2 separate regions of the Homo sapiens genome follow, and region 2 is linked to region 1. A link is a contact called in ENCODE Hi-C or POLR2A ChIA-PET data. All regions are on one chromosome and are shown on one strand. The core of a region is the stretch at or near the end of the contact, and the rest is flanking DNA. Distances in the headings are between cores, read along the strand shown.

Region 1 (5,024 bases), core at 496-2,995:
TAAAAATACTATTTGACTCCTTCTCCCCAATAAAAATTATCAACAAGTTGTACTTACATCTTTTATGTCACACATCTGGGTCCAGGTGAAGACTTGGTGTGGGGGTGGATAAACAGTGTAATGCTTTCTTTCTTCTGCAACAAATCCCATTAGCTGATTTAAAGATAAACTAGACTTAAAATCAGATTCTCATTGGAAACCATAAGAATTCAATAAGAAAGCTTCTAGTGCAAGTTATTTGGAACATCATTAGTTCTTTGTCATGTTATGTCCAAATTCTTTTAAAAAACAACAAACAAAAACAGTGCCTGCCCCCCCACCTAAGTGGTTCAATCAGGTCAATTCCTTGCCTCTTTCTCTGGGCTGGGTCCTGACAGTGCCACTCCTCTCGGCTTTTTAAAGCTCAAGCCAGGTTTCATTCAGGATGGTTGGTGATTTTACTACGCCAGCCTTTCCTGGACAATAGACTATGTGACTTAAATGAATCCATGATATCATCTCGCGGGTCGTTAACAACTTTAACCAATATAAAGCTGCAGAGTGAAACATCATGGCTTTCTTTTACCCCCTTTGTGAGTAAAGGAGGTTGAAGGGGGTACAACCTAAGCCTACGGAAACATGAACTTGGCCGGCTACACTAACAAGACAAAAGGGCCGGCAGCCTCCACATTTACCCTTATGGAAGGTGCATTTCCATATTTACCTTGATAAAATACGGTTTCCCGAACTCCCCGCTGAGGTGCTTCTTCCAGCTCTCTCCAAAGCCCACGGGCACGTTGCGGGCCGCGAGTCTGAGCAGGGCCGCGGCCTTGTTCCTCTGGATCCGGTCCAACTGCTCGGCACTCAGCGGCGAGGAGGGCGGCGTCCCAGGCTCCTCCTGCCCAGCCGGGGCCTTCTTGGCTGGGATGGCCTGCAAGTGGTCCCCGCAGAGGCGGCTCAAGAGCTGCAGCGGCCCCTTCCCAGGCGTCCGCAGCTTCCGGCCCAACCCCCACGGCCCAAGGCAGAAGACGCCCATTTGTGGAACAGGTCCCAGCAAAAGCGGACAGTAAGAGCCCAGGGCTGGGCCCGGTCCGGGAATTGGGAATTAGGTTCTAAACTGGAGCGGGGAGACGGGCTGGGAGGCGCCCTATGGCTTCCCGAGGAGCGTCGCGGTGACTGGGAACCCTGCACAGAGGTGCCCCGCCCCCGCCAGACCCGCCCCACCGCGTCCCCACGTGGTCTTTTCGCGGCAAAAAACCTCCCTCTGGGTCCCGCCCCCTCTCCCCTCTGATTGGACAGCGCACCGAGCCAGGAGGGCCTGCGGCGCGCGGATTGGCGCCATGGGCCCCGAGACGCGTTCCCATTGGCTGGCCCTTTAGCATGGCGGCCCATGGGGGACAGCGGCGGCTATTTTGAACACGTGGAGGCTATTTGGAAAGCGGAGCCCGGGTTTACCGAGTCAGAGGCGCGATCCTGCACGCCCTCCGTCAGGCGGGGCCCACCGCCTTCCTCCCCCTTCACCCCCTAGCCCCGGCCCAAGCCGCGCCTCACCGCCGCATCTCCGCTTTCCTCAGGCACCCCAGCCACGCCGGTCCCCTGGACGGCCGGCTCGGGGCTGGGGGCGTGTCGCTTCCTGGCGGGGCTGGGGGAGAAAAAGGAGTAGAGCGTCTTCTGGCCGATCATCCTGGAGCTGAGGAGGCAGCGAACGCGCGCCACCCGGGAACCGGCGAGGCTAGCCCTGGCTGTGGCTGTGGCGGTCAGCAATTGGCGCCAAGCGGCCCGCGCATGCTCCGAGCGGGGGGCTTTGCTGGGGGCGGGGGGCGGTGGAAGGCCCAGTGCGCATGTGCGGGAGGGGCTGGAGTGCAACGCCCCTGGGAGGAGGTGGGGCGTGCAACGGTGCCCGGGGGCCTATTCTTTCATTCGCTTTGTGCCTTCAGCCCACCTCTGCTCTTTGGACAGGCTCTTAAGGCTCAGCTGCAAGAAGAGAAGACTGGTCAGGCGCGGTGGCCCACGCCTGTAATCCTAGCGCTTTGGGAGGCCCAGGCTGGAGGATCGCTTGAGGCCAGAGGGTCTGAGCTGTAGTGAGCTTTGATCGCGCCAATGCACTCCAGGCCTGGGCGACAGAGCGAGACCCTGTCTCTCGGTGGGGTCGGGGGGAGGGGGCTGGGAAGAAAAGTTCCTGCCCCTTAGGGGTGTTGTGGGAGTGCAATGAACAATATAATAATATTGTCCGGGCTTGATGGCTCACGTCTGTAATCCCCGCACTGTAATCCGAGGCATCTCAAAAACAAACAAACAAACAAATACTATTATATTTTGTGTGTGTATTTTGTTTTTGAGACAGAGTCTTGCTCTGTCGCCCAGGCTGGAATGCAGTGGTGTGATCTCAGCCCACTGCAACCTCCGCCTCCCGGATTCAAGCGATTCTCGTGCCTCAGCTAGGATTATAGGCGCGCGCCACCACGCCTGGCTAATTTTTCTATTTTTAGTAGAAATGGGGTTTCACCATGTTTGCCCAAGTGTGTTTTGTATTTTTTTAGTAGAGATGGGGGATCTCACCATGTTGGCCAGTCTGGTCTCGAACTCCTGACCTCAGGCGATCTGCCCACCTTGGCCTCCCAAAGTGCTGGGATTACAGGCATGAGCCACCACACCCAGCCAATATTATTTGTTGAACTGTTATATACATTTTCTCACGCAATTTTCATGGCCTATTTTATGACGATAAACTAAGGCTTAGTGCAGTCAAACATTTTGCCTAATGTATCAGGCTTGTGGGAGACTTTCGGGTCATAGAGGTTAAACACCAACGATTTGTCTTCCAAATGACACCACTGTACCGAACCTCCTCCCACCACTACTAATACACTTAGGATTCTCTTTCCCTCCCTCACATCCAAACCATCCATATCTGCTTTTGGTTCTTTCTCCAAAGCAAACCTCAAATTCAACTGCTGCTCTTGCATCTCCTAGCTACAGAAGACCAGCTGGGAAGCTGGTGTTCTCTTTTCTAGAGAGAGATTTTTACATCATGACAATACCTGGGGCCTGGCCCAGCTCGGTGGCTCACGCCTGTAATCCCAACACTTTGGGAGGCCAAGGAGGGGCGTATCGCTTGAGCACAGGAGTTCGAGACCAGCCTGGCAAACATGGTGAAACCCCGTCTCTACTAAAAATACAAAAATTAGCCAGGCGTGGTGGCATGCATTTGCAATCCCAGCTACTCAGGAGGCTGAGGCAGGAGAATCACTTGAACCCGGGAGGCGGAGGTTGCAGTGAGCTGAGATTGTGCCACTGCACTCCAGCCTGGGTGACAGAGCAAGACCCTGTCTACAAACAAAAAAAAGAAAAAGAAAAAAAAGACAATCCTTAGGTTAAAACCCTTCTTTGGTTTTCAAAAAGGCTTAGAATAAACCCCAGCTTCCTACCCAGGTCTCAGTGCTGCCTCCTCTCTGATGGAAGCCCCCACTACTGAGTCCAGCTCCCAGCACAATTGCTGGACACACCCAGCTTGTCCCCCTGTGGCCTGCACACCCTTGCATTCACCGTCCCCTTGCCTGGAAAGCCTCAGGTCTCAGCTCAGGATCTTTCCCTGAAAAGGACTTCTCCTCCTGCCCCACTTTCTAGCCCATTGCTCTATAACTGCTATACTATACAAAAGCATCTTATTTATTTTTTCTTTTTACACAATTTCTTTAGAGACAGCATATTATTTATTCTTTCCTTGTGTGTTTCTGTCTCCATCCCCGAAATGTAACCTGAGTGAAGAAAGGAACTTGCTGCTTCTTGTTGCTGGTGTGTCCCAGTGCCTAGGACAAGAAGCTGAAGTCTAAGGGAGAGAGGCTCAAAGCTGAAAATCATTTGCCCTTAGAGCCACTATGACCCAGCACTCCCACACCTAGGCATTATTTACCCAAGGGAAATGAAAAACTATATTCACAAAGCTTGTATGTGAATGTTTATAGTGATTTTACTCATAGTAACCTAAAATCAGAGAAACAACCCTATGTGGGGCCTACTCCTGTGGGGCATCCCTTCTATACCAGTAATAAAAAGGAACAAATAAGTAATACAAATGTGCATATACGACTGGGCACAGCGGCTCATGACTGCAATTCCAGCACTTTGGGAGGCCAAGGCAGGCGGATTTCTTCAGCTCACCAGCTGAAGACTATGGAGACCAGCCTGGGCAACATGGCAAAAACCCATCTCTACAAAAAATACAAAAATTAGCCGGGTGTAGTGGTGCATGCCTGTAGTCCCAGCTACTTGGGAGGCTGAGGTGGGAGTGGAGCCTGGGAAGTGGAGGTTGCAGTGAGCCGAGATCATGCAACTGCACTCCAGCTTAGGCAGTAGAGCCAGACCTTGTCTCACAAAAAAAAGCGGGGAGGTGGGGGGGCGCATAAATGAATCTTAAAAGCAATATGCTTAAGTGAAAGAAGTCCCACAAAGGCATTTCTCATAGAGGCTGAGAGGTCCGAGGTTGAGGGGCTGCATCTGGTGAAAACCCTCTTGCTGGTGGGGACTCTGTTGAGTCCTGAAGCCGTGTAGGGCATCACATCGCGAGGGGCCTGAGTGTGCTAGCTCAGGTCTCTCTTCTTCCTTTTATAAAGCCACCAGTCCCACTCCCACGGTAACCCATTAACCCATTAACCCCTGAGCCCATTAATCTATTAATTCATTTATGAGGACATTATGACAGAGCTCTCATGTCCCAATCACCTCTTCAAGGCCCCACCTCTCAATACTGCCACACTGAGGATTAAATTTCAACGCGGATTTTGGAGGAACAGATATTCAAACCACGGCAATTCCCTGTATATGAAATTCTGGAAAAGGCAAAACTATAGGGAGAGAAGACAGATCAGTGGTTGCTGATGCTGGGTGATGGGCGAAGTTGATTAAGAGGCTGGAGCAGTTTTATGGAGGGACGGAACTGTCTTAGATCTTGATTGTGGTGGTGATCATACAATATTGTACATTTGTTGAAATCTGTCAAAACAAAGCCTCTGATCTCATGGAGCTTTCGTTCCATTGAGGGGAGA
Region 2 (4,490 bases), core at 1,810-4,309, 2.9 Mb before region 1:
TCGTTCATTGAGTAAAAAGTTACTAAAGGCCTGCCAGGCACCATACTAAGTGAACACAGCAGGGAACAAAATGGCATCTCTTAGCTCATGAAACTAACATTCTAGTGATGGTGAAGGGAAAGAAACAACAACAAAAAAGATACTGGAAATCACTGAAAGGCAAAGCATGGAACAAGGCTGCCAGACAGAACACTAGTACATTTCCTTTTGGTTCAGTCGTGATGGAAGAGAAGATTTGAAAAGAGACTGGAGAAAACGTTTGTTCATTCACGCAACAAAATAGTTATTGTGCACCTTCTATGAGACAGGTAATCTGTTATGCAGCGCAGACGATCAGGAACAAAATAGACAAGGAGCTTCTTCATGAGCACATAATATTCCAGTGAGAGAGAAAGATGGCAAAATAGATTTTTAAAAAATCAGTGATGAGTGCTGTATGGAGAAATAAAACAGATTAATGTGACTGGCACTTTAGACTGGGGGGAAGATAAATCAAGGAAGAACTCTAAGGAGGAAACACTTAACCTAAGCCCGAATGATGAGAAGTAACTAACTAGCCTTTCAAAGTTTGGGCAGAGAATATTCCAGTCACAAGGAACAACTAGTGCAACATATCCTAAGGCAGTAAAGAGCAAGGAATATTCAAAAGACAGTAGGAGAATGGTTGGGAGATGAGAGGGAAGCCAGGAGTCAGGTCATATAGAACTTAGGCTACTGTGTGGAGACTCAAGAGTGGAAGCAGGGAGACCAGAGAAGAGGCTATTGTAATGTTGACCTAGACTAGGGTGGTAATAGTAGAAAACACTGTTAGCTTTATGGCGCAAAGTTTCCCTTTGGGTCACACTTGTTCTGTGATATTATCTGATTCCCATGGAGCAGGGTGGGGTAGGGGTGTCATTTTGCCAGTAAAGGCCCCCAAAGCATAGGGTGCTGTAGGGTGTGTCTGAGCATGCCTGACAACCAATCAGCCACACCTACACCATTTTTTTTTTTTTTGAGACAGAGTTTTGCTCTTGTTGCCCAGGCTGGAGTGTCATGGCATGATGACGGCTTACTGCAACCTCCACCTCCCAGGTTCAAGCAATTCTCCTGCCTCAGCCTCCCGAGTAGCTGGGATTACAGGCACCCGCCACCACGCCCAGCTAATTTTTGTATTTTTAGTAGAGACAGGGTTTCACCATGTTGGCCAGGCTGGTCTCCAACTCCTGACCTCAGGTGATCTACCTGCCTCAGCCTCCCAAAGTGCCGGGATTACAAGCATGAGCCACCGCACCCAGCCCACACTTTTTTTTTTTTTTTTGAGACGGAGTATTTGCTCTGTCGCCCAGGCTGGAGTGCAGTGGCGTGATCTTGGCTCACCGCAACCTCCGCCTCCTGGGTTCAAGCAATTCTCCTGTCTAAGCCTCCCGAGGAGCTGGGACTACAGGTGTCCACCACCACGCCCAGCTAATTTTTGTATTTTTAGTAGGGACGGGGTTTCACCTTGTTGGTCAGGCTGGTCTCAAACTCCTGACCTCAGGTGATCTACCCGCCTCAGCCTCCCAAAGTGCTGGGATTACAGGCGTGAGCCACTAAGCCCGGCCTACACTTTTAAATTCTTGAAACTTTGCCTTGAATGAGCTGCAAGTGCCAAATCCACGACAGGGAACGCTTGAAAATAGGAGACTTCAACCACTGGAGACAACTACTTCTTGGTTTCACTTCCCCACAATGAGTACAAAACCTGAAAATGAAATGACTGGCTCTCTCGCAACACTAAGCTTGCCCATCTCCTAGAGGAAGTTAAAAGCTGCTCGTGGGTGAAGACAGGTGCAAGAGGAGGGGACTGGGACTGCGGTGTTGCATTCAGCCACCATTTCCAACCGTCCATTTACTCAGGCCAGGATCCCTAATTCTGCAAAAATGGAAGGGGGGAAAGGCGGAGGTAGTGGCAAATTCTTCCATGCCTTGACCCAATTTTACTGATTTTGTTGCCAACCCCAAGATGTTTCCTACAACAGCTATCCCCAACCTTTTTGGCACCAAGAACTGGTTTCATGGAAGACAACTTTTCCACGGGGTTGGGTGGTTTCGACATGAACCTGTTTCGCCTCAGATCATCAGGCATTAGATTCTGATAAGAAGCACACAACCTGGATCCCTCACATGCGTAGTTCACAATAAAGGTCGTGCTCCTATGAGAATGTAATGCCGCAGCTGATGTAACAGGAGGCGGAGCTCAGGCTGTAGTGCTAGCTCGCCTGCCGCTCACCTCCTGCTGTGCGGCCCGGTTTCTAACAGGCCACCGACGGGCCTGGTGGTTGGGGACCCCTGCTTTACAGGGTGGCTGAACTGAAGCTTATTCTTCACGCTTGCACTATTCAAGATGTATGATATCTGATCATTGTTTGCACACTGCAAAGCAGGCTGCAATCCAACCCTGGGAAGAGGGGCGCGGACACGCAGGCTAACGCGCCTGCATTTCCCCCCGCCAACCCCTCCCAGCTTCCACAGCCGGGAGCCCGGTGGCGTCGACCTCGCACCGCCCTCCGGTTCTCCCACTTGGGACTCGAGGGTTGGATCTCGCCAGGCACCGCCCTCTCCCCACAGGTGAAGGGAAGGGGCACCCAGTTCCCTCGGCTGCATCTTTGCAAGGGTGGATGCAAGTATAAATGCTGCAAAAGCAAGGGTGCGCCGGGGCCCTGAAGCGTGCATGCCCGGTGGTCATAACATTCTCCGCTCAGAGTCCACTAGGCCTGTAGGACGCCGGGAAGCTCTGGGACCGTTGCTACAGACCACCTCCCGTCAGCTCCCGGAATCCAGCGTCTCCCCACGGGCGCGCGCTCTTCCGGGCGCCCCGGCGGCACCTGCGCGCGACGTCCCCCGCCCCGGTTACCTTGTAGAAAGTGACCGTATCCAGGGGAAGGGCGCCCTTGGTGTGCAGGCCGCTGCCGCCATGCGGAGCGGAGAGGAGCAGGAAGCCCAGGAGAAGGGGAAGCAGCGGGGAGAGAAATGCGGCGCGGGGCACAGCGGCAGCCATATCGCCGGGTTCCTGCAGAGGGAGGTAGGTAAGCGATAGTGGAGAACGCCCCGAGTCAGCGGTCACGTGACTGGGGGGGCGGACTCACGCGCGCTCACGTGGACACCCCAGGAGGCTCCCATCTGTCTAGGGTGAGAGGGTGGGGCCACGTGAGGGGCGGGGCGAGGGAGGGGAAGCTGCTGCGCACGCGTACTCGGCGAAGCTCGCGTAGGGCCTGGGTAAAAGGGCGGGGCCACGTTGCGGGCGGGAAAATGGGCTCCTGCGCGCGCGCACTCGCCGAGTCTTCCGGCGGGTCCGCCCAGTTCCGTTCCTGCTCCGCTTGAGGAGAAGCGCCAAGTGCGCATGGGGACGCTATAGCAATTCGTTTGCTGTCCTTCCTCTCCTTCGAAGATGACAAGGCCTACCATCGTTTCTTCCTGCCTTTGGGCCGTCAGGCAGTTGGTTGGGACCCGCTCCAACCCTCGGTCAGTCTATTAGTCAAGTTCAGCCGTTATTCTCAGTCAGGCTCCGTCACCACCCTGACCCAGGCGGGCAGTGGCTCCGCGGCTTCCCTGAGCTTTTTGGCCAGGCTTGGCGGTCAGTGTGGCAAGCAGGGCCCTCTTAGGCCCGATCTGAGGTGAGCGCCTCCCCTGGGAGACGCCAGGCTCCTGGGATCCGCCCAGCCAAGGCCCACCCTCCAGGAACCCCAGACGCAATTCTAATCATTCTGTTCCGCAGGTAGTCACTCGGTCCCTGGCTTGTGCCAGACTCTGGCTTTGCCTGCGGGGCTACGGAATAAGCAGAAACAAGACCGTTGTGTGCTGAAGGCACGCACTTTGTTGGGGGAGGAGGCGGCATAGGAATAATGATCTAAACAGTGCAGTGTAATTGCTGTAAAATATTATTCCGGCTGGGCGCGTTGACTCACGTCTGTAATCCCAGCACTTTGGGAGGCCGAGGCAGGTGGATTACCTGAGGTCAGGAGTTCGAGACCAGCCTGGCCAACATGGTGAAACCCCGTTTCTACTAAAAATCAGGCGAGTGTGGTGGTGCGTGCCTGTAATCCCAGCTACTCAAGAGGCTGAGGCAGGAGAATTGCATGAACCCAGGAGGCGGAAGTTGGGGTGAGCCGAGATTTCGCCATTGCACTTCAGCCTAGGTGACAGAGCGAGACTCAGTCTCAAAAAGAAAAAAAAAGACCGTATTTTCTTATTGTAAAGAGACAGAGATTCAGCCATCCCTGCTCAGGAGCATCAGAGGAAGTTGTAGACAGGAGGTGACTTTTGAGCTGGACCTTGAAATAAGAGGGGGCGTGCATGAGGCAAAGAGAAACAGGGCATTTCTAACAATGGGAAAATTATGCACAGGCATGTTGGGGAACTGGTTGAGATGAATCTATGTAAAGGCGAACTGGCGCAACAGCTGCTGCCGCTCTTTTTTATTTTGATTGATTATTACTGAGCTTCCATGGGGCGGATTCGAAAGGGTCTCA

Evidence for each region. Hi-C counts contacts between places; a loop is a spot of excess contacts on that map. ChIA-PET counts read pairs that join two places held with the same protein, here RNA polymerase II (POLR2A). Pooled maps may share reads with other maps.
Region 2: a loop to region 1 is called in a pooled map, with 16 times the contacts of the local background. The contact joins the promoter of ERP29 here to the promoter of UNG in region 1. A Hi-C loop is called at or near these places in 1 of 37 single-sample maps with no recorded cell type and 7 of 50 pooled maps. POLR2A ChIA-PET finds 5 or more read pairs at or near these places in 1 of 52 experiments (OCI-LY7).

What each region holds. Positions count from the first base shown.
Region 1 is chr12:109,094,318-109,099,341 of GRCh38, reverse strand. UNG (uracil DNA glycosylase) reads right to left here and starts at 1,745. Exons shown (of 7, transcript NM_080911.3): 1 at 1,531-1,745; 2 at 704-910; 3 at 58-153. The coding sequence starts at 1,662. RefSeq lists a silencer at 1,177-1,566.
Region 2 is chr12:112,011,995-112,016,484 of GRCh38, reverse strand. It overlaps ERP29 (endoplasmic reticulum protein 29), which reads right to left and starts at 3,059. Exons shown (of 3, transcript NM_006817.4): 1 at 2,876-3,059. The coding sequence starts at 3,019. It overlaps TMEM116 (transmembrane protein 116), which reads left to right and starts at 3,320. Exons shown (of 11, transcript NM_001193531.2): 1 at 3,320-3,483. RefSeq lists enhancers at 1,586-1,725, 3,396-3,585, 3,456-4,344 and silencers at 2,726-2,815, 3,156-3,235.